6 separate regions of the Homo sapiens genome follow, and all the other regions are linked to region 1. The links are chromatin loops, found by intact Hi-C in ENCODE. Cell type or tissue: heart left ventricle. All regions are shown on one strand.

Region 1 (4,000 bases):
TTTTTGAACTGGAACTTTAGCATTAGCCTGGCTTCATGGCCCAGACAATAAGGAGCTGTTTTATGAAGTTATCAGAGGGGGCTGAGTGTGTCTGAGGAACAAGAGCTGTGTTATTTGGATGCACTGCAAGAGCCTTATTAAGCTTGAGGAAGGAGAGAGGATTTCCCCTTTGGAGAAAATGCAACACTGTCCAAAGACTGTGAGGTTTGCCAAGGACATTTGGACAATGAAGTGCTGCAGGTGCAATGAAGTCATGTTTCAGGCAAAGATTGACCTTAAAAAAATAAACAGAATGCTGGAGATGACAAATCAGGCTTGTGACTACTGGTGACGCAAAAGTCAGATCCAGGCAGAACTGGTTGAGCAAAGAAAGAAAGTCCTTCTGCTTCTGGTTTTCGGTGCAGTGACAGGCCTTGGTGCCTTAGTTTCTCCTCAAGTTAAGTGGGTGAATGGCAGAAGCTCTGGTGGGAGGCTGGAGGCCAGAACGTGAGAAGCCAATGCTGCTTCCTCTCCCATGGCCGCTCCTGCCTTGTCTCTGCCTTTCAGTGTGGTGCCACCGGTAGAAGGCTTGTTTTGAATCTCCAATGATCCATCAGCTTCTTCTTAATTTTATATTTTTCTTCTTTCCACCTGTTTCTCAAGGCTTGATGAATGTAGAACTGGCATAAACAAATCCAGAGTGGATACAATTAGAAAGAACCAGAGACATTTTTTCAAATTGGACCTGAATCTACACCAATACATCATCTTAAAGCATATAGGAGTTACTTTCCCTGCTTGCTTTTGAAAGTTTTCATTTGGTCTGTGAGTTCTCATCTGGACTGGTAGTGTCCAAATGACCCAGTATTGTTGAAGAAAGCTTTATCACATATGTGTAGGATTGGGTTATGGAAGAAGCAAAGGTTTGAGGAGGCATTCAGCTAAACATCTTCAGGAATGTGGTCAAAGAGAGGCTACAGGAACAACCCCAGGGGCCAGCCTGTAACTCAGCTTTCTTTAGAGGATAGACCCTCTCTGTCATGGTAACCTGGATGAAAGCAGACCATCAGGGAAGTGAGGCAGAGCTGAGTATGCAGCTCCTGGCATCTGGGTGGGAGGCAGACTCCCAGACTTCACACATCTGCCCCATTCCTCTGAGGTCCTGAGACTCCTCCTGCAGCCGTGGCAAGTTTGAAGCAAGTGAAAACAAATTATCCCAACTTCTTTGGGATTATTGAAACTGAACTGAATTTTGAATCTTTCAGAGGTTTCTTAATAAAAATTTAAGAGTGGACAGTGAGATGCAAGGAAGGCGGAAAGTGTCCCCCAACCCCATGCCCTACCTCCTTGGAAGAAAAGACATGGAACTAAGAAATCAGATTGACTAGTATTCTGGTGATAAGAAAGCAAGCAGTAGAATACCATATATCCTGGGCATGTGGCCCCACCTTTCCTGAAATTCTGGGTGGAGGTTACAAAAAAGAAAAAGAAAAAGAAAAAATGTTTTCATGTCCCTAGGGTATTTGCAAATCCAGGTCACCAGCTAGTCTATTTCAACACCCATAGCTTGGTGTATCTAGTGTTCTTGCATGTTCTGTCTTTTCTCCAGAGGAGAGGACAAAGAGGAACTCATAAACTCTTTCCCAACTGATGCTTTTACAAGAGCTATTTGAAAAGATTCCACAATGACTTTTTGTCCCTTAATCTACAGCTCTGCTCTGAGACTGGATTTGAAAAGTAAAAATGTGATTAGGATTGTTTGGTTTGGCATTGAGGTTATTGGCAACCATGGTTCTTTAGGTCTGGCTTTGAAATATCAGGGTGCTGGTTGGTTCTCAGGTGGAAGGAAGCGGGGCATTAGGAGTCCTACCACTTTATGAGTAGTAGAGGGGGAAGTTGGTAGGTGAGGGACAGGTGGATTCAAATATTTGTAGATGTTTGCTTTGCATTTCCTTGCTGCCATATGTTGTTGTTGTTCTTTTACAAATCAATCTCCCATACAAATCAGCTGGCCGGTTTTCCTGAGTCCTGGTTTGGCTCTCCTGGAAACTTGGAGACGTGGCCTTTCTCAACCCCGCTGACGTTTCACACGGGGTTTCAGGAGGTGACTGCCACCTTGTGGCCACACTTAGCAAGTCCCCTTCCACCAGTTCACTGTGGTCTCAAGGCCAACAGTTTTCCACAGACTTGTCATTCTTGCCACCTCTTCTACACCTGACCCCTTCACCTTCCAGAAATAACCCTGGTGAATGTGCATCTGATATGTTGGAAATTATCTTTATATGTTGGGGAAATGCAAAAAAGGGAAACTGCCTGGACCTTGGGTCTAGACAGTGAATCTATTGCAGTCATTGGTGGTGGTTTTGGTTTTGGGTATTAGTACATATCCTGATGTGTCTGTAGTTAAACAGCCTCTGAGAAGGGTCTACCTCGATTCCTTTTGAGTCCCTTGAGGGAAACTGGTGTGCATAGGGTGGGTGCTTTGAGAGTATTGCTTACTGGATCTACCTTTGGGAAATGCAGTTGTGCTTGGAGGAGCAGGATAAGCAGGAATCAGCGAGGAAAGTTATGAGCATTGAGTCAAGTTGACCATAGACCTTGGGATGAGAGTGGGGCACAGTGTCTTTTAAACATGGTGAAAACTCATGAGAAAATCACCCTATTAAATAAAAGGAATCTATAAATCCTTTTATAGAGGGTTGAATAAGCTGATCTTTGAAGTCTCTTTCTTGCTTCAAAATAAAGCTATGCAATGCCGCTGGTACTATTTATAAAAATGTTCCATAGTGTAGAATGGTTTCAATAAAAGGAAGATTTTTGTTTCCACTGATGTTTCTTGACTTTCACCTGAATTGACAACACATAATCTTTTTCCATTTCAACTTCCTTGATGAAGTGGGCGTGCTGGCACCACCCAGGTACCTGGTCTCTGTTTTTATGGACAAAAAGAGTTCAGCCTCTCACTCGGCATGATCTTTTCTGCAGTATTTTCGTGTGTGTGTGTGTGTGTGTGTGTGTGTTTTACTTATGACTCCTGAATCAATCTCTCTCTTTTCTTTCCCTCCCTCCCTCCCCTTCCTTCTTTCCTTCCTTCCTTCCTTCCTTCTTTCCTTCTTTCCTCATTAAACAGGGAGTCTAGTGAATTTTCATTACCTAATTGTGCTGTCCCACCATGCCAATTTCTACTTAGGTTTTCAGATCACAGATTAGCATCATTGACCGTCAAAACTGAAAGGGAAATTAGAACTCATTCTAGTCTAATCTCTCATCTGACAGATGAAGAAACTGGCCCAGAGAGGTGAAACAACCCAGCCGATGTCATGTCGTAGCTAAGATGACAGCTGTTGGCCTGTACCTCGGCCCTCAAGTTTCCCATGCAATGTGCTTCCTACTATTCATTGTTGCCCCGTCTCTAGGTAAGTCTTCTGTAATTTACATGCTTGTTGAAAGGATCTGTTTCTGTTTTTTCCTCCTCCCAGTTTGTTGAAGCCCATGGTTAACTGAGAAATGCAAGTGGTGCCTAGGTTTTTCAGGGTTATGCCTGTCACATCCACACTGCCGCAGTGAACAAAGCCTAGAAGCCTGCGGCAAGGGAAGCGCCTCCATTCAATGGTGGCTGGCTGCATCCCCATGAGGTCCGAGGCCTGATGGTCAGCCCAAGGGACTTTTCATCTTGGTTCTCAAAGCTTGGTAAGAGTGAGGATATTTCCATTAGAAAATTGCCGACACTAAGGCTCATCCAGTAACTGGTTGGCAAAGGTACACACTGCTCTGGTCAGACAAACATAGGCACTACAGAAAATGGTGCTGGGCCTTGAGGAATGGGAGAGGAAAGGGAGAAGACAGCTCAGGGAACTGGGCATGGATCTGGGCAGATGTTGCGGGGATGGTTGCTGATATTGGATTTGGAGGAGAAATTGAAAGGTCACGGCTTCTAGAGCATCTAGCTCTCTTGGGCTTAAGATCAAATTGTGCTAGTGAAGACAGTGCATCTCATAAAATGGGAAGTAGGCCCACAGTT
Region 2 (4,000 bases), 750 kb after region 1:
TCACCAACACTTGCTGACAATCTTGCATTCCTTTTTAAGTTGTTAACATGAATTTATATTTCTGTCACATGTCATTGGTAATTCACAAACTTCTTTTATAGCCTAAGGATTATTTCTTCAAAGGAATATTTTTCAACAAGCAAATATGTGGACATATATGGACAAATGCTAGAGTCCTACTTACTCTGGATCCTCTCCCAGCAGGTAAAACAAATTTTCATTCATTCATGCATTCATTTAACAAATATTTACAGACATAGGAATATGCAAGAAATAAGACAGGTAAGGCCCCTGCCTAGATGAATCTCTCAGCCTAAAACACAGCTTTAAAAATAACTGCTTTAAAAGACTGATCCCAGGCAAAATTTGGGAAGGAAATCCCTCCCTCTGCACTCCCATTCATCTCATTTCTCAACCAACCCCAGATGGTCAATAACGCTTAAGACAATAATGGAAATACCTTCTGACAAAAAGGGAAAGTACATTGGCAGTCTTAAAAATCATATCCATTCCTTAGAAAACAAGTCAATAATTATCTAGAGATGTCTTTTTAAGTATAAATTTAAAGCTCACAAGCACTCTACAATAAGGAACATATTAAAAGTTACCCTCAATCTGGATCCACATTTGCTGCAATTATAAATTGAAACTTAGCAAAAATGATCCTTGTAACTATCATAGAAACATAAAGTTTAATTTGAATAGTTTCAAACTATGGTAAAGTGACATCTAAGGTGCAGAATTATACGTCAAAAATTAGTATAAAAAATATTCATTATTTTGACCTCCTTATAGGAATAGGGATACACAGTGTCAGAACCTCAAAAGAATTAATTCCTCTTTTTCTTCTGGGTGTCTCAAAGGAAAAGTGTTTTCTGAAACTTTACAAAGTTTCAATAAATCCTTAAGTGAATAGAAGAGCACTAGAATTCAGGTACGCCTGTATCCAAATCTCAGTTCTGTCTATTATTGGCATTAGGTTTATCTTGGACAAGTTACAAAATTTCTATCTCAGTTTTTTTCATCTGTAAAATGAGGTTAATAGCAATATCTTGCTACCCAGGGTTGATACAAGGATTAAATGAATTAGGGAATTGATGTAAAATATTTATGATGTTGTCTAAAAATGAGTAGGTAACACACTCCACATTACCAGTACAGAGACTATTCTAGCATCAATGAATGCCACCATAGATAACTATTTTCTTCTTAGGAATTTACTAATGCTTGATACAACTCCATTCCAACAGTTTGAACAAACATAAGTAAAAATATTGAAAAACTCTCTAGAGGTAGAATGTTTAACAATTTTTACCATAACAATCTAGTTGTACAAAATTCAAACTCGGAATTCAAAAGACAACCATCACTACTAAGTATATTAAGTTTAAACTATACAGTTTCAAACTATTTCTCTCTGGTGGACACTGAACACCTAATAGAATAAAAAATGCAAAATATGCTATTATTGCTGTGTGTAAAAAGAATGCAATTAACTGTCTTCTTTCCTGTTCCTTGCCATTGCTAACCTAGGACCATCTTCTACTTATGAGAGTGAACTTCACTGTATGTCACCAATTCCGTACCTTGTCTATTGTTTAATAGTCGAGATACTGTCAAAGTAAACAAATGCTGCCACCTTGTGGACTGAAGGGTATGGTCTTAACTCCAAATAAGCAAAGGAAGAAAAATACGTTTCTGGTTCGGCCTTTTCTCTCAGATTATCACTGCAGTAAGTGACCAACATTATGTCATGCAATTTTACAGTAAGAATAATTATCTCTTCTACAAAGTAACAAAATAATGCACCAAATTCAACATTATCTGCCTTCTCAAATACTTGTTTAGGCCTCTTTGTTTGAGACAGAGTCTCATTCTGTTGCCCAGTGCAGTGATCTCAGCTCACTGCAACCTCTGCCCCTTAGGTTCAAGCTATTCTCCTGTCTCAGCATCCCAAGTAGCTGGGATTACAGGCATACGCCACCATGCCTGGCTAATTTTTGTATTTTTAGTAGAGATGGAGATTCACCATGCTGGCCAGGCTGGTCTGGAACTCCTGGCCTCAAGTGATCTGCCTGCCTCGGCCCCGCAAAGTGCTGGGATTACAGGTGTGAGCCACCTCACCTGGCCTCTTTATTCCTCTTTCTGAAAGAAATTAATTAAATTTCCTTTTTTGGGAGGAATTAGAAGGCGTTGAAGTAAATTTATTATCAATGATGTGTTTGAATATAAGAAAGTAAGAAAAGCAAAAAATCAACAGAGCTGTGAGAGTTTTTCACACCTTCATTTCTTTGGCCATATCATCCTTTCTTGCTAGTCTTCATCTCTCATGCCTAAGAAACTTTAAAATTGGAATTTTTTCTTTAAAAAACATTAATTTGGTGTAATTAATAGAAAAAAAACGAATGTAGCATGCAAGACGGCCCAACCAGAGGTATCTTAAAAATTTCTTATATTAGTCTAAATGTTTTAATCTAACCACAATTTGTAAGTATTTCCAAACTAAGATCTTGTTTAGGTCTTCCTAAGAATGTATTTCTGCCTCAGAATGCACAATGTTTTCACATAAATGTCAGTATGATTAGGGTTTATTAGCAATTGTAAAAAATTCAACACTACATTAAATCAAGCTTTAAAAAAGCAATAATGAAACCATCTCTTCCCCAAAATCAAGCTAAAATGGCTTTCAGGAATGAAAAAAAAAAAAAAAGATTATTACTCTTTGTATAGTCACATAACTACAGGTAAGTGCATACATATCAGGTCAATATTATAAATAAACTTTGATACTTATTTTTGCCATTTCACATTCAATCTACATTTCTGAAGTCCTTAAAAGCATAGTATACATTCTTAACATAGTTAAGAATTTAAGTAAGAATGCTAATATGTTGCTCCAAAGTAAACTGTTTCATAAACTATTCTTTTATTTCTTATCTATAAGGGCCCTAAAATAAGATTGTGAGCTCTCCTGAATCCAAGTAACACGTCTGGCCTGTTCATGACTATATGCCTAGTCTGGCCTAGCCTGCACTACGTTATCAATGATTTTTTGTTAATTAAATTATGTAATAAAATGCACCCCATAATCTGCTGCATTTTCAAATTTTACTCAGTCAAGTGCCAACATACAGAAAAATAAAGGAATGTATGATTTTTGTCTTACTCATTACTGAGTTAAACAGCTGACAGAATACAATAAAAGATCTCCTCCAATAGTTTCTTTAGCTAATGGCTTAAATTTTAAGATCTTCATATACATAATAAATTCAAATCTTAGTCCTGTAAATGAAAAGCATGTTAAGTTTTAGCAATATTTGACACGTTAAAACTTACCAAATTCCCGATATGCCTCAAAAAACATCTTTTTAGGGTTATTCGTTCTAAGAGATTTGAACACAAAGTAGCAATTTGATTATACCAAGGAATTACTGTTAATTTGCTTAGATGTGATACAGCCCTGTGGTTTAACAATGTCCATTTTAAGAGATGCAGATAAGTTTCTGAGATTTGCTTTAAAATACTTAAGCATATACACACCCAACACTGGAGCACCCAGATTCATAAAACAAGTTATTCTCGGCTTACAAGAAGACTTAGCCACACAATAATAGTGGGGGACCTCAGGCTGGGTGCGGTGGCTCATGCCTGTAATACCAGTAGTTTGGGAGGCCGAGGCAGGTGGATCAAGAGGTCAGGAGTTCGAGACCAGCCTGGCCAACATAATGAAACCTAGTCTCTACTAAAAATACAAAAATTAGCCAGGCATGGTGGTGGGCACCTGTAATCCCAGCTACTGAAGAGGCTGAGGCAGGAAAATCGCTTGAACCTGGGAGGTGGAGGTTGCAGTGAGCCAAGATCATGCCATTGCACTCCAGCCTGGGTAACAAGCGCAAAACTCCATCTCAAAAAAAAAAAAAAAAAAAATAGTAGGGGACTTCAATACCCCACTCACACCATTAGACAGATCATGGAGGCAGAACACTAACGAAATTCTGGA
Region 3 (4,000 bases), 290 kb before region 1:
CTTGAGCTCAAGAGATCCTCCTGCCTCGGCCTCCCAAATTGCTGGGATTACAGGTGTGACCCACCACACCCCATGACATTTTTGAAAACAAAAAAGTACTGAATAGTCTTACCCTACCAGATATTAATATACCATACATTATAGAGCCGTAGTTATTGAGCTTATGTGGTACTGGCGCCAAAATCAACAGACAGTTACGTGAAATAGAATAGATAGGCCTGATAGAAACTCCAGTGCAATTAGAATTTGGTTATGTATTAAAGGAAGCATAAAAATTGTTAAACAACTAGTGCTAGAACAACTGGGTAAAGATTTGGGAAAAATTATATCTTCATCTCTTACCACATATCAAATTTTAGATAAAAAGGTAAATACTAACAAAGGCTTAAAAAACAGAAGAAAATAAAAATGAATATATTTTTAATTTTTATTGTTTTATTTTATTTTTATTTTTTGAGATGGGGTCTCACTCTGTCACCCATGGTGGAGTACAGTGGTGCGATCTCAGCTCACCTCAGTCTGCTTCATGGGCTCCAGGTGATTCCACCTCAGCCTCCTAAGTAGCTAGGACTACAGGTGTGGGCTACCACACCTGGGTAATTTTTGTATTTTTTGTAGTGACGGGGTTTCACCGTGTTGCCCAGGCTGGTCTTGAACTCCTGAGCTCAAGCATTTCACCTGCCTTGGCCTCCCAAAGTGCTGGGATTACAGATGTGAGTCACCATGCCTAGCTGAATATATTTTTTACACTTTTAAATCTTAGTAGACAATTTTCAGACTGTCTAATAACATTAGATGTGTTCAACCTCACTAGTTTCCAAGGAAATGCAAATTAAAATAATGAGATCTATTTAAGCTAGCAGATTAGCAAAGGTTAAAAAAAATTCGGCATTGTCAGAGGTGTGAGGAAATAGGTAATTTCATAGTCGAGTGATAAGAATATAAATTGGCATAACTTGTCTGCAAAGCAATTTGGCAAGTCTTTTCAAAGTTTGTAACTATTGATCCAATTATGCCACTTTGAGGAATTTATTCCAAGGAAATACTGAGAAACTCTAAATTTTATATAAAAGGACATTTATCATTGTCTTATCTATAACAACAAATAAATAACTTAACAGTAAGTGGAGGGTTAAATGAAGAAATCAAGTTATAATCCTAAATTTAAAAATCTGATGGGTTTCTAATTTAAAATATATATATATATATTTACAGATACAGGTGTAGGTATAGAATAGACAGATTAAAAAAGGCTACTCTTAAATATTAAGAGTAGAGATGAGTGAGCAGATTACTGGTTATTCTTATGGTCTTTAAAATTTTCCAATTTCTCTATAATTTATACTATTAGATTCACATATGTGTTGAAGTTGATTTAAAAATATTAACCTGTTCTTGTCTTTTTATATTTATATTATTTCACCCAAAGTATTTGAAAAATCTGTTTTTCAAGGTGCATATAGGAAGGGGTCATTCCTGGTCCCCATCAATATCCTTGGCTTATTCTTGGGGACAGGCACAGGCCGAACCCTGACCAAAGCAGCAAGAAATTAAGAATTCAGGGATGCTTGCTTCGTTCATATTTAGTACCAAGCCATTCACTCTTCCCTTCGTCTTCATTTCTCTGGCTTCTGTGTATGCCATCAAGTAAACTGTCCTTTTGGTGTCTAATCTTTACCTAATACAGGAATGATCATTTCCTTAACTTCTCTGTTTTCTGAGAGGACTAATTAATTATTCCTTTTCATTATTTTATAACTGGCAAGTTACAAAACTAACTTGACTGCAGCTTCTGGTGCCACACAGTAAGAATGTTTACTTGGTGTGTGCTTGTTCTTAGCTGGCCTCAGCTGAGTCACCAGCAACCTTGGGCCTGAACACCTGCCCCAATGCACTCCCCTGGTGCTTCATCATGGGCCTTCCACGTGAGAGCTGGATATGGCTCAAAAGAACCAGATTTCTTGGGCTATGAGAGGGAACTACAAAGAGGAAGAAAGCGATAATAAAGGAAAAGAACCTGTGGAAGGAGAGCGAAAGGCACGGGGACACATGCACCACACACACACACACACACACACACACACACACACACACACACACGCATTTCAACCGTGGCTCTGAAATGGTGTGATGGATAGTGGGTGAAACCTCTGTTCTCATTACACATCTGCCTTCATTAAAGGCTACCAGCGGAATAGCAATCCTATTGGTTTACCGGTTTGGCCTTAGAGTGTGGATGGCCTTAGCACTTCCGGAAGCAGCCACAGGTCCCATGCCTGTGAGCCTTCCCTGGAGCTATGTGCTGTGCACCACGCTGAACACGAGATGGCAGTATTACTACATCTGCGTTCCAACACACAGCCATCCTCGGTTCCCACACACAGGGCCTGATGCAAACTGAACACACACACACCACACACACACCACACACACACACACCACACACACACCACACACACACACACACACACAGCTGTCCCCCAAATAAAATAATGACACTTCGCCTATCGTCAAGTGGGACCTGTGTTTGAGACTGAGTTTGCCGCCTCCGTGGGAGTCAAAGGCAGGACAGGCTATGTGATTTGTAGGGCCCAGTGCAAAAGGAAAATGTAGGGCCTCTTGTTCAAAAAGCAGGGAAAAAAGTGCTGCTAAAGGTAGTAAAATATGAAGCCTCTTCCTTTCTTTCCTGGACTCTGGACTTGTTATGGGATTTTTAAATTTTCTATTAATGTTCTAAGTAAAGAAAAACAAAATCATTAAATGTACTTTTAAATCATTAGCATCAATTTTACCACTCATCGTCATATTGGGGAATGCCAGTTCACCGTGCAAATGTAAGAGCATTTAACTCATAGGCAGAATCAGTGAAATTATACAATTTTTATTTTGTTGCTTGTATATGCCTTTGTGTTTTGTTCTTACCAGAACAGTGAAAATATTGCATAAAACTAACTCAGTTGCTTTTATTTTACTTCTTGATCCACGTGCATTCTACCAGCACCTTCTGACTTTGGCTTACTCATGAGTAAGAGAGGACTGAAAGGAAAAGGAACTATTGTCCTTTTAGAATGTCAACACCTTCATGTATAGGAAGCAAGTTCTAGTGGCCTCTTGGGGTTGCCAGTGCCCCAGCTGACTCAGTCATAGACATAGTACTCTTACCTTGGACTCGCTTTGAGTCCCATTAATCTCCCATACATCATGGGGCCACCAGAATTCCATGTGGATGGGGCATCATACAAAGGGAGCAGCAAGGAACGATGGGCACATGTGTCCCCTCTGCTCATGCAGATGTTCCATTGTCCCACTGGACCTCACTTACAAGACACAAATTCAAAAACATAATGATTCAGAATTTCAAGATAGTGACAGTAGAACATTAAACCAAGCACAGGGCTCTCCTGAAGGCATGGGGATACATGCACAGACACACACAAACACACAAGAACGGCAGGGGCTGTGTGACACATGAGTGACATACCTGCAAAGCCAGCCCAGGTCACAGGCTCTCATGATCTCAGCCACTTGCATTTTCCCAGTCCACACTTATATCTCCAATGAGCCTTTTCGCCCAGGTGCCAGAGCTCCTTCAACTCCACGTGTACCAATCTGAGCTAGTAAGCATCCATTCCTTCAGCAAACATTTATTGAACGTTCCTGTTACATGTCAGATACTGTTCTAGGAGCTGGGGATACAGCAGGATACACAGTCCCTGCCCTCATGGAGCTTACACTGTAGTGGAGAAAGGGGAAGAGCCATTCACAAATCAATAATTATGTGTCAAATGGAGACATGCTATGAAGAGAAAAGCAGAGTAAAAAGAGCATTATGGTAGGAGATACTGTTACCTAATGTGGTCAGAGAAGGGCTCTCTGATGAGCCAGCATTTGAACAGAGACCTTAAGGGTGTGAGGGAGTGAGCTAGGAGGCTCTGGGGGAAGGACATCCAGGCAAAAGGAATGGCAGCTGTGGAGGCTGAGTGGGGTGTGTGCATGGTGT
Region 4 (4,000 bases), 52 kb before region 1:
CTACTCAGAACGCCACGTGATTTAAAACTTATGAATTGTCATTTTCTGGGATTTTCCATTTAATATTTTCAGATCATAGGTAATACTAAAGTCATGGAAAGCAAAACTGCAGAGAAGGGAAGACTATTTTATTTACAGTATCCTAGGAGTTATAGAGATAAAACATGGAGCAAATATGAATCATGCTCTCAAGAAGTTTATAGCAAAGGGATGGTTCATGAGCCCAAGTAGCACTGGTACAAGGTAAAAAGGACTAGAGGACCTTCTTCTTCTGGAGGGTCTTCTATCCAAATCAGCCATACACAGGAGGACTAAAGTGGGGTGGGGTCTCCTATGAAGTGTATTAATGGTTTTGCCTTGACGTTGTCCCCCATCTGATCTAAGTGTTACCTCAGTTTTTCCAAAGTGGTATGGGTTGTGAACTCTCAACCTACAGGACTGCTTTCAAATTGTGTAGCTGTGCCTCATATGCAAATAGAGGGTGAATTGGAGGCTCCATCTGAAGCTTGTTTTTGGAGTTTGTTATAAAGCTCCCTCTTCAAAGGATAGCAAACAAACAAACAAACAAACTGTTTTTCCTACTGTCCACTCTCACATTTAATACAACACAGCACCTCTGTTTATCAAAATGTGTGGGGATTTCTCCGCACATACAACGAAGCAATTCTGTAGTAGATTGTCCAGTAGAACCCAGGTGGGTGTCCTACAGTTTAACTAAATTCTGATTATCTACCTGGAGATAGCGTCAGATCTCACAGGTTGAGGGCTCAGTCCCACAAGACTGCCCCCACCCTTGAGATACTAGCATGGTCTGTGCTTCTAATCACCTGGCTATCAATGGGGATTCCCATAATCCCCTCTTTGAGTTGGTAGAGTGGCTCACAGAACTCAAGGAAACACTTTACTTATGTTACCCATTTATTATAAAGAGTATTACAAGGGATACAGAAAAACAGCTAGTAGAGAGATGCACAGGGCAAAGTTTAGAAGAAGGGGCACTGAACATTGCTCCCAGGCCGTCTCTTGGTGTGCCACCCTCCAAGAAGCTTCATGTGTTCAGCTATCCTGAAGATTTCTGAAACCAGTCCTTTTGGATTTTTATGTAGGTTTCATTAAGTAGGCATGATTGATTAGATCATTGGCCATTGGTCACCAATTCAACCTTCAGTGTTCCCTCCTCTTCCCAGAGATTAGGGGGACCCAACTTTCTAATTAGGCCATGGTCTTTCGGGTGACTAACCCCCATCCTGAAGCTCTCAAGGTGCCCCCATCTACCAGGCATCTCAGCATACAAAAGACACTCATCACACCAGAGATTTCCAAGGGTTTTAGGAGATGAATGTCAGGAAATAGGATGAAGACCAAATATGTATTACAAAATAGCATACTTCCTACAAAGGAATTATAAACTGGGGTGCATGGGTAAGGTGATACTCCTGAGCTGCTGGGTGCTCAAAGAGTGTATCAAAATTTAAACAAGGAACCTCAACACTTGTAACTGAAAGACCCAGATCTTACTTATCTTTGGCTATGAAGTCAAATCAGATTTACAGTAATACTCCAAATATCAATGCTCAGAGCCTAAACATCCTTGACAGGCAGAGATCCCTTTGCTTCCAGGAGTTTCTCTTCCTAAATATTTCTGGGGCTGCTCTCACAGATGTTTGTGCATCTCAAATGTTCCCTTGGTTTCCTGGGGTTATGCTAGGTTGGGATCTGTGGGGGGCCAGCAGTTTCTCACAGTTGTCAGCAGAGCCTCTGCCAGCAGCTCTGACTTCCACAGCCATTGGTCAGCCAGGGATGCTGTGTATTCTTCCAGCTGGCCTGATGGCTTTAGGATGCTTCTCCCTCTGCGTCCATGGGGGAATGCCTTTCTCTGCTAATCAGCTCTTTCTGGAGTGTTTTGCAGAGCACAGCTGTTGAACTTCAGTGACACAGTCTCTCCTTTGCCCTACAGCCCATGCCTTCCCAGAGTGGACAGCTCAGCTAAGAGGAGTTTGGTTGGGTGATGTCAGACTCCACATCACACTCCCCTGGAACATTCACTCCTCCAAATCCCAGACCTATTCTACCACTAAGCTCACTTATATGTTTGTTTTGTTCTTGGCCATTAGGCATAGCAGGGCTGTTATTGGGTAGCCACTTTAGAGTCCTTTAATATTTCTGGGCAGTTAAGATGCTCCCTAAAACATGCTCAAGGAATCCCAAGAATTTCTTGAAGAAAGTGTTGCCTAATTTCACAACACTGACCTAGCCAGCTGTGTGTAGGGGTGGGGGGAGGTTAGGATAGGAGGCATATTTTTAATTTAAGTGTGAGAAAACTAATAAAATTATCTTTAAAAATGTAAACATGTATATTAATGCCTAGAAGGGTTACTTGGGGCAAGGGTGGTGAAGTGGGCATACAAAACCAAAAAAACACGTGAAGTTTTGATTGTAACTTTCAAACCTGAGCCATTGCCAGCAGTGGTAGCTCCACAGGTTTGAGGCAGCTTGGCTCATTAAATAACATGTTATTATAATGTTTGCTGGAGAGTCTCAGCTATTTGTAGATTAGTTTCTGAAAATTCATTTTGCCTTAACATTTGTACTAGACAGAGGAGGTGGAATGTATGTGTTGTAGGAGGTTGAGAGAGCAAAGTCTAACTGAATATGAAGTAAGGAAGTTGGGGAGGATAAAAAATATTTTGGGAAACTGGACATTTGTCATTCTTTTTGGCTGACTACTCAACTCTTCTCCTTTTATCTTGAGACATTCTCCTTTTTGGCAGAGAGCAGAGTCCTCTTCACTCAGTAGAACTTACATACCATTCTAACCTTCCTTCTAGATAGATTATAGGCATATGACTCAAGATACATGATGATTCATGAGTTCCATCCAAGGCAGATTGTAACTTAGAAGGTAGGAATCCAAAGAGCCAGGGCCACCAGGAAGCTATCTTGGTGAAGTTAATGGTGTCTGTGGTGGCTAGATCCAGTTTCCAGGGCTCATGGTAATGGTTCCAGCAGCCAGCAGGGGCCAATGTCCAGCATCAGTGTTGCCAGTGGGACAAGCAGTTGAGTCTGTGCCTGGTAAAAGCAACAGTTGTGCCTTCACAGAATCAGTTATATGAGGGAATTTTGAACGTTTTTCTTGGGTGGGTGGCATTTAAGATGATTCTGACACTCCTGGAACTTCCATGAGTAACACAATATCCTTCAATAATTTCCTTTCTGCCTTAATCACTCAGCTTGTCAGAGGCGTTTGAAGCAGAGCAACTCCATCTTGAATAGGGGTGGGAAAATGAGTTTGAGACTTGCTGGGCCACATTCCCAGGAGGCTAGGTATCTTAGTCACAAGGTATTTACAGTTAAGGGAACAGAAACAGATCCAGGCAATGTCCTGATGTCCTGATATCTTGAGAACAAAAGCATTCCTAGTTTAAGAACAAGTTTTGCTTTAAAGATAATAATATAGACTCTTGTGAAAGATAGTAGTTACACAAAGATTAGCAATACTTTATCCCAAATCCTTGTGGCAGAGCACATCTCTCCCATGATTTGTCTTTATATACAAACAAGTATTATACCTAAGGTGGGTGCATTCCTGTGCTTACTTTCAGGAACACCCTGCTCTGTCTATGGAGTAGCTATTCTTACATTCCCTTAGTTTTTAAAATAAACACGTATTCACTTTCCTCTGTGGACTTGGTCTGAATTCTTTCCTGCACAAGATCCAAGAACCCTCTCTTGGGGTCTTGATGGGGACAACTTTCTGGTAACTTCCTCCTGGTGAACCACAAAGGGACTAATGAAGAGACCCCTGACCCAAAGGAAATAAACTGCAACACCAATTGGCCAACTTTGGGTAAGTGGTGGGGGTATATTCTATACCAGGTAAAGAATGAAATTGGGTTAGAGACCCAACCTGGAAGGGTTGGAGCTCCACCTAAAACATAGGGGCTTAAAGACTCCTCTTGGTAAAGAGCAAGGATAGTTGTCCAAACTTGGGTTAAAGGCC
Region 5 (4,000 bases), 160 kb before region 1:
ACTTTTTCTTTTTTTCTTTTTTTTCTTTTGATAGAGATGTCTCTTTAGCAGCTCTAAAACATATTTGCTATGAATAGCCACCAACAGGATTATTATGGGTTGCAAATGGAAGAAAGAGAAAGGGAAGAGTAAAAGAGAAAGGGAAGAGTAAAAGAGAAAGGTTCATAAAGGTTAGTGAGAATCTGTATACACTGCAGAAACAGTTTCCTCTGGAGATGACATTGACTGAGTCTGTAGTGGAAGTCAGGAGCAGAGGAAGCGTGGAGTGCGCACTAGCTCTCTATGGAAGACGGGAGCAGGGGACGCGTGGAGCGTGCACTAGTCCTCCATGGAAGTCAGGAGCAGAGAATGCCTGGAATGCGCACTATCCTTCCATAGAAGACAGGAGCAGAGGACGCCGGAGTGCGCACTAGCCCTCCGTGGAAGACGGGAGCAGAGGACATCGGAGTGCGCACTAGCAGTCCATGGAAGTCAGGAGCAGAGAATGCCTGGAGGGCGCACTAGCCCTCCATAGAAGACAGGAGCAGAGGACGTCGAAGTGCGCACTAGCCCTCCATGGAAGACGGGAGCAGAGGACGGTGGAGTGCGCACCAGTCCTCCGTGGTAGACAGGAGCAGAGAATGCCTGGAGTGTGTACTAGCCCTCCATGGTAGATGGGAGGAGAGAATGCCAGGAGTGTGCACTAGCCCTCCATAGAAGATGGGAGCAGAGGACGCGTGGAGTGCGCACTAGCCCTCCTTGGAAGTCGGGAGCAGAGGACGCCGCAGTGCGCACTAGCCCTCCATGGAAGACAGGCGCAGAGGACGCCGGAGTGCGCACTAGCCCTTCATGGAAGACGGGAGCAGAGGATGCGTGGAGTGCGCACCAGCCCTCCATGGAAGTCAGGAGCAAAGGATGTGTGGAGTGCGTACTAGCCCTCCATGGCAGCATTTCCCAAATGGTGGCCCCTGAATCTTTGTTCCTCCAGATGTGCTAAAAGAAAAAGAGGCTTGTGGTTAAATAAATTTGGGAAAATTTTAAGGGGAGTTAAACCAAATTCTTTATTACAGCACCTGCTAGAAACTTTAATGTGATAAATGCGTTGCAGATCCCAAGGGGGTGAAGTGGGAAAGTTATACTATGCAGTGTTTGCAAACTTATTTGACCGTACACAGTTCTTTTGTTGTTTTGATAGTATTTCTCAAGGTGTGGTTCAGGGACCACCTGCATTGACCTGGTGTTTATTAGAGCAGGTTGTCTGGCATCACCCTAGACTTAATAATCAGCCAGAAGGGCAGGGAGAGACAGGGAATTTGCATTTTTAAGAAACACCTCAGTGTTTATTTCCCCCAATCAACACATTTATTTAGCATATAGTATGTGCCAGGCTCCATGCTAGGTGTTGAAGATATACTAGTGAATAAGACAGTTCTAATTCTAATCTCATAAAGCTAATTCTAATGGGGGTCAAAATAGGGGTGGGGTGCTGGGAATAGAAGCAACACACAATTGCAATGTGGTCTAGTCTTACTGCAATGGGCAAGACTTGTGTGGTTAGGGAAGCTTTACTGTAGTGAGGCTATATATAGAACACTTCACCAAAATATGTTTGTAACAACAGTTGAGACCTATGATTTATGGAAATCCCCCATATGTCACATGAGCACGGCATTCCGGACCCTGACAGATTTGTGAATTTCACATAAAACCCGGTGACTCTTTTGCACATTTAATTTGAGAACAGGTGAACTAGCTAGATGGATGTTCTCCAGGAAACACTTCTAAGGTGAAAAAGATGTTGACTCACGCTTTCTCCTGATCTGGCCACCAGGTGGCACTGACAAGCTGGGGCGACTTCGTTGTGGGCAGAGGCGGGACAGATAATTAGGCAGCCTTGCCTAATCTGCAAATCTGCAGACCTTAATCCATGGAGTATTGGTAATCCTGTAGATAGTGCAGTATGTGGTGAAATTAGGGAACACATCACACCATGGGGAATAGAAAATGCTAATTATTTTCAATCCCTATCTCATTCGATTTGCCTGCATCATTTGACTCTATGGACCATCACTTTCTTCTTGGAAATTTCTTTTCCTTTGGTTCCTAGGACACAGCTCTCTCACGGTTTTCCTTCAACCCTTAATAATAATAAGTAACATTTATTGGGCACTTAATATAAGCCACGTCCTGTGCTAAATGCTTTGTACACACGATCATTTAATGCTCCCTATGAGGTAGCTACTCTCATTAGCTTTATTTAGCAGGTAAGTCTTACAGAGAGATTAAGCCATGGGTCCAAATTACATAACTAGTGAGAGTCGGAGTTAGCATCAGGGTTGGGACAACCCTAGTCATGAGTCCTAGCTCACTGCACTTATGGCTTCCAGAGAGCCCTGATGGTTTCTGAATCGTCCCCATCATCCTGTCTGCCTGCATCACTACTCCAGGGTGCACTTGCCTTTGTAGACTGTGCAGCTGGGGCCCTCCTTTCTCAGTTTCTTCCTGTGCAAGTCTCTAGACACCTCCTAGGCGATCTCCCCCGGCCTGTCCTGAAGCCAGCCTGGGAGCTTCCCTCTAAGGAAGCAATGGCCACACTGTCTTGTCATGGTTTGCTTGTCTGTGCCCCCCTACCAGGTTCTGAGCCCCTCTAGGACAACTTAGTATCACTGGCACCTAGCGTGCTTGGCATATAGTAAACAGTCAGAAATGTTAATGGGATGAACAGCCTCAAAAGAGGGCTGGAGGTACACAGTCACAGCCATTCCTGAAGAAATATAGTGTGACATTGCCCACACAGGTGTTTGAAAACAACCCTTTGAGTCTAAGACAGAAAGCGGGTTGAAGGGATTTTTTTCCAGTCCAGTAAACCTGTGACTTTGAATTGGGAAATACTACTAAGGTCAACGGGCAAGGGGCCAGTGCAGAGTGCTGTGATAAACTGAGAATGCTAAGGACGTGATGGCATTCATTGTCCAAATCCATATTATACCCCAAGGCCAGGATGGAGCCGGGGCAGGTGCGGCTGCAGGCATTGAGCACTGGCATCCCCTCAGGGGTGCAGCAGCTGCTCCCCTCCCAGATGGTTTCTGAGCATCAGTTCCTCCTCTGCACCAGAATGTTTAGCAATGTCCTGGGTGGATGAACAAGGAGCTGAATGAAGAGTCTCTGTTCTCTGGTTGTCATGAGTGTGTGGTGATGGGGAAGGGAGCCCAGGAATGAACTCATCTGAACTACAGACATAACCTGCCTTGGGCGAGATAAGGCAAAGAGTCCACCTGTGCTCTAGGCCTTCCTTCTTAAGCCCTCCTTGAAATCCAGTCAGCATGGCTGTTTTTCCCAGGTGTCTGACCCTGCCCCCAAGATCATAGACCTATGCTGTCCAGGATGGCAGCCGCTAGCCACGTGTAGCTACTGAGCACTTGAATCGTGGCTGGCATGGCCAAGCGCAGTTGCCCATGCCTATAATCCCAGCACTTTGGGAAGCTGGCGGGTCACTTGAGGCCAGGAGTTCAAGACCAGCCTGGCCAGTATGGTGAAACCCCATCTTTACTAAAATATAAAAAAAATTAGCTGGGCATGGTGGCACATGCCTGTCATCCCAGCTACTCAGGTGGCTGAAGCATGAGAATTACTTGAACTCGGGAGGTGTAAGTTGCAGTGAGCCAAGATCATACCACTGTATTCCAGCCTGGATGACAGAGCAAGACTCCATCTCAAAAAAAAAAAAAAAAAAAAAAGAAAAAAGAAATATGGCAGACATAGCTGAGCTAGTATACCTTTAATTTTATTTCATTGCAATGAATTTAAATAGTCACATGTGGCTATTGGTACCATATTGAACCATATTGAACAGTGTACACACACTTACACACACACATACACACAGTTTTTGCCCTAGTGGCTACTATAGAGGTTTTTGATCCCTCCTTTCCCAACAAACACTGGATTTAACTCAAAGGTCCATTCTTCCTTAGGTTTTTGCTATTTCCCCCCTTTTCCTTTAAGAAGCCATTGATGGACC
Region 6 (4,000 bases), 98 kb before region 1:
TTACCTCTGTCTAGGTTGTTCATCTCCCTCAGCTCTTTCGGTGTTTACTCAACTGTCTGATCTCCCTATTAAAAGTGTGACTGGTTCTCTTGCCAATACTGCTGATCTCTCTTATTTTGTTCTATATTTTCTTTCTAAAGCATTTATCTCCTTCTACCATACCATCCAGTTGATTTATTATGCTTTATTATTTATTTTCTGTCATCACCTGCTAGAATATGAGCTTCATGAAAGCAGGCATTGCTGATGCATCCCCTGCACCTAGAAGAGCGTCTGTTGAATGAATTAATAGACTATAGTGGGGGTTTCGGGAAGTCATCCTGCCCCTCCCCTTTCTAGGTCAGGCCTTTTCAGGGCTTTACTTGAGTTCAGCTCTCCTGCCCTTTTCTTGAATCTCACCCTTAGCAACTGTATCAGGGAAGATCTTTCAGGTTCTCTAAGCAAGCTTGGCTGCATGAGGAACTTCCTTCCTGTGGAGCCTGCAGGAAAAGCAATGCAACCAAGTAGAAGAGGGGACACAATGTCACTCTGGGAAATGTTTTTAGGAACTTAATTATCATGGCTTTGTGATAACTCAGCAAAGGAAGTTTTTGGAAGAAGGATTTTGTCTTTCATTTAGAGATTCAATTCTAGTCTCCCAAATGTGATCTAAATTTTGCTCATCCATCTAGTTCTAATTATCCTTCAAGATGCTACACACACACACACACACACACACACACACACACACACACACCCCTGCTTCTGTCGCTCCAACATAAAATGGAATGTAAACTCCGTGAAAACTAGAATCTCATCTGTCTTGTTCACTGTGATAGCTCCAGGGCCTAGAAGATTGTCACATGGCACATAAAATAGGTGCTCAATAAATATTTGCTGAATGAACGGAAAACTCAGACCTCATCAAAAGTACCTAGTTTTTCATATTTTCTTATTTTTCAAGAAAAGCCAGAAATTCATATGTTAGGTATTCTCTCCTGATGTGGCAATTTATTTAAAATTGTTCAAATACTGTGTTAGTCAAATAAATCACATCTGCAGGATTATTTGTCCTGCCAGCTTCTGGTTTGGAGTCATTGCCCTAAATTCATTGCAGATACTATGCTAAGTATTTTGGAGGGAGGAGAGAGAGAGGTTGGGAATTTTTAGGGGAAAGAGGTAAGAGAGGAGACAGGGGAAGACTCCTTTTCTCAATGATCAGAGGGTCCCACAAAGAGTGGGGACCCCTGCTCTTCTCCCTGACAATGTCTTTGGGGAGGTGGTGAGATTTCAGAAGGGGGCAGGACCGTAGGCCCCAGGAGGATTGGGGCTCACAGTCCCTCTCTAGGTTTACATGAAAGTGGTGGGGAGGTCAAATTCCAAGGGATCACGAGGCGGGCACAATGCAGTCACCAGTTATAAGGCAGGCGGGGACCTGCCAAATATTTTGGGTAGCCTAAGCATCCCCGGGCCCCTTGCATAACCCTAGTGGGTAGGTGGGGGCTGCAGTAATGACCGGACTGGATTTCCCACCAGACTGGAGGGAATGGGACTCAGAGGCACATTAAAATGAAAGTAAATAAAGCTGTAGGACATTTCTTGTACAACCAAGTTTGTGGACTAATACTCATTCACAGTGCTTCATATTTTGTTTCTGTCAAAGTGGGGAAGACAGCTGGGAAGGGAGAAAGTATAACATCAAACTGTGCCCCAACACAGGCTCCTAGTCCCAGGGTCCTCTTGAACTCCCTTGGGCACCTTCCAGATCACCCTTGGACCGTGTCCTCCCGGATGTGTCTCCTGGTTTGAACTCCCACCCAGAGTAAGGCCTCACTTGCTCCAACGCCCTGTTCCTTAGGAATTTGCAGTCACAGCATTTGCCACATATGTTCCGGCAACAGGGGTGAGGTTGAGGCATCACAGGCCTCTTATGGTCCAGATGAGGGATGATCAGTGCCAAATGCATAGCATCCCTTGGTCGGCTGTGGCCTCAATCCTCCCAGCTTGTAAAGAGGAATTCCTAGGCTCTGCGAGCTCAGTCCTTCTGGGAAGAAAACAAAACCCTTCTTGACCCTTTTCATGTTCTAAATACCCGTCTCCTCCTCGGTCCTCTTCCCTCACCCCTCTCTCTAGAGAACGACCTGGAAAGAAGGAAACCAGCTGGCTCAGGGTGAGATTTTTGTGCAGAGAGTTTTCCACCAAATGGGAGCTGGAAGCTAGAGATGGGATTGCTGCTGCCATCTCGGAAGCAGAGTTGCTCTCCGGCAGAGAGCTTAAGCGGGCAGCAGCAAGGTGCACCGTTCCTTTTGCAGACTCACCAGTCTCCTGGCCCCACCTACAGGAATTCCAAGGGCTTGTGAATTAAGTCTGCAGGACTTTCCGTGGGGGCGGGACTGCTTTGTGCTGCTAGAATGTTTTCCTTTTCCCCAAAGGAGGTGAGTGCACACAAGTATGGGATAAAACCAAAAAGCTCCCAACTTTCTCTGAGGACTGGCAAACTATAAAATACTTATCTGCTTGAGCAGTGGAGGAAAAATATCCTCAGGTTGAGTCATGCTTTTGCCTTTCTCCACATCTCACCCCTCTAACCCCACCTCCTTGTCCTGGATAAGTGAAGGAGGGAAGGAAGGAGAGGGAGGTGATGGAAGAGAGGAGAAGGAAGGAGAGGGAGGGAAGCCACAAAGTCAGGTTTGAAAGTGGTTTGGCCAGGAACCGAGTATAAGATTGGGAAAACTGTCTTTATTGAGGGCATGAATGTAATGGCCTTAGGGGGACTTGAGGCCTGCTCATGTCAATCACCATTTATAATGCAGGGTGTGCTGTAGCCACCACTGGAATTCAGACATGTCTGGGCATCTCTGGCGAATTGGTCCAGTGAGACAGGCAGGGACTCAGGAATCTACTGGAAGACTCCTCATCCTATGGGGGCAGAAACCAAGCACCACGATCTCAGCCACATAACAGGGCCTTAGACTTCTGAGGGGAGGAGTGACGGTGTGAGCCCAGTGTCTGTCAGGCACGCCTGTCCCAGTCCTGGCTCCATGCCCTAGCGAGAGAGAGAACTAGCTGCGAGTGTAAACTCCCAAGACGTGGGGCAGGAGCATCTCTGCTTTGGTAGTCCTGAAACACTTCCTAACTGCACATGTGGAGGGAGGCATTCTCCTCCATATGGTGCCATAGATAGCTAGTATCTGGTGGGTGATGAGGCTATTATGGGAAGTCTTTGTGGGAGCCAAATCATCACTGATCTAAATGGTGGAGGGCACATGCAGGTCAGTTCTGAGGACTCCTGGAACAACTCGGGTGGAGCTTGGTGGGGTGGGTATCTGGGATCTCACATCAACAGGATTACGGCAGCCACAATAGTAATTCCGCCTTGCATTTTATACCAGAATGGGCTTTACAGAAATTTTCACATATATGTTCTTATTTGCTCCTCATGACCTCCCATGTAGTAGAAGCAAGTGTAATAATCTTCCTCAGTACCAAGCGGGGCTGGACTCGACACCTTTGAGACCACTTCAGCTCCATCACTCCACGGTTCTTGGGCATTGTCCAAGGGCCCACCTTGGGCTATTCATTAAGTAGGCACACTTTAGCAGCTGTGAAGTCAAGACACATGCATTGCCTGGGGGCCTCCTCCCTGCCTGGGGTTCTGAACAGGAGACACAACACTAAAGAGGGAGAAAAAATATTATCTTTATTAATGCTAGAGCCTAAGTGGGAAGAAGCAACTTACAGTGAGAAAAAAATGACCCTGCTATTTAAGCACAGGATTGGGCAGACCTGCCTACCCTGTCCCAGCAGGGGACATTTTTCCAGGTAAGACTTTGAACATAAGAAGGCAGAAGGGAATAAGAAGAAATAGAGGAAGGGGCTGGATGACTCTTTCTGGTGCTTCCCTCCAACTCATCAACAGGTGAAGGGTGGGAAGGGCCAGGAATGTCAATGAATGGACGTCCCTCCACGTGGGAGAAACGTCAGAGCTAGGGAAAACATGTTCCTATATGAACAACTGTAT

Evidence for each region. Peaks named below come from ENCODE experiments on the same cell type or tissue, not always from the same donor. Only the 100,000 strongest peaks of a DNase experiment are listed, where the experiment ranks them.
Region 2: it touches region 1 in a loop (4-fold over the local background); 6 of 110 quality-filtered maps call a loop at or near these places.
Region 3: a loop joins it to region 1, with 6 times the contacts of the local background. A loop is called at or near these places in 78 of 110 quality-filtered maps.
Region 4: a loop joins it to region 1, with 2.9 times the contacts of the local background. A loop is called at or near these places in 9 of 110 quality-filtered maps.
Region 5: it touches region 1 in a loop (10-fold over the local background); 109 of 110 quality-filtered maps call a loop at or near these places.
Region 6: a loop joins it to region 1, with 5 times the contacts of the local background. A loop is called at or near these places in 12 of 110 quality-filtered maps.

What each region holds. Positions count from the first base shown.
Region 1 is chr1:175,317,727-175,321,726 of GRCh38, forward strand. TNR (tenascin R) reads right to left here. Exons shown (of 23, transcript NM_003285.3): 23 at 1-4,000. It overlaps LOC105371623 (a long non-coding RNA gene), which reads left to right. Exons shown (of 4, transcript XR_001738302.2): 2 at 3,256-3,395. Among named protein-coding and RNA genes, the nearest start is that of KIAA0040, 130 kb to the left of the region's middle. In heart left ventricle, a CTCF peak has its summit at 2,105 (motif pointing left); a DNase peak (open chromatin) is centred at 2,075; H3K27ac peaks cover 1,895 bases.
Region 2 is chr1:176,072,097-176,076,096 of GRCh38, forward strand. All of the region lies in intron 11 of COP1 (COP1 E3 ubiquitin ligase), which reads right to left. Among named protein-coding and RNA genes, the nearest start is that of MIR1843, 110 kb to the left of the region's middle. In heart left ventricle, a CTCF peak has its summit at 1,650 (motif pointing left); no DNase peak of the experiment used is centred here.
Region 3 is chr1:175,027,599-175,031,598 of GRCh38, forward strand. No RefSeq gene overlaps it. Among named protein-coding and RNA genes, the nearest start is that of MRPS14, 6.2 kb to the left of the region's middle. In heart left ventricle, a CTCF peak has its summit at 2,296 (motif pointing right); a DNase peak (open chromatin) is centred at 2,313.
Region 4 is chr1:175,266,021-175,270,020 of GRCh38, forward strand. No RefSeq gene overlaps it. Among named protein-coding and RNA genes, the nearest start is that of KIAA0040, 75 kb to the left of the region's middle. RefSeq lists an enhancer at 2,918-4,000. In heart left ventricle, no CTCF peak of the experiment used is centred here; a DNase peak (open chromatin) is centred at 1,801; H3K27ac peaks cover 2,313 bases.
Region 5 is chr1:175,153,244-175,157,243 of GRCh38, forward strand. It overlaps KIAA0040, which reads right to left. Exons shown (of 4, transcript NM_014656.3): 4 at 3,743-4,000. Among named protein-coding and RNA genes, the nearest start is that of KIAA0040, 38 kb to the right of the region's middle. RefSeq lists an enhancer at 704-1,203. In heart left ventricle, CTCF peaks have their summits at 1,806 (motif pointing right) and 2,011; a DNase peak (open chromatin) is centred at 1,818.
Region 6 is chr1:175,219,577-175,223,576 of GRCh38, forward strand. No RefSeq gene overlaps it. Among named protein-coding and RNA genes, the nearest start is that of KIAA0040, 29 kb to the left of the region's middle. In heart left ventricle, a CTCF peak has its summit at 2,306; no DNase peak of the experiment used is centred here; H3K27ac peaks cover 531 bases.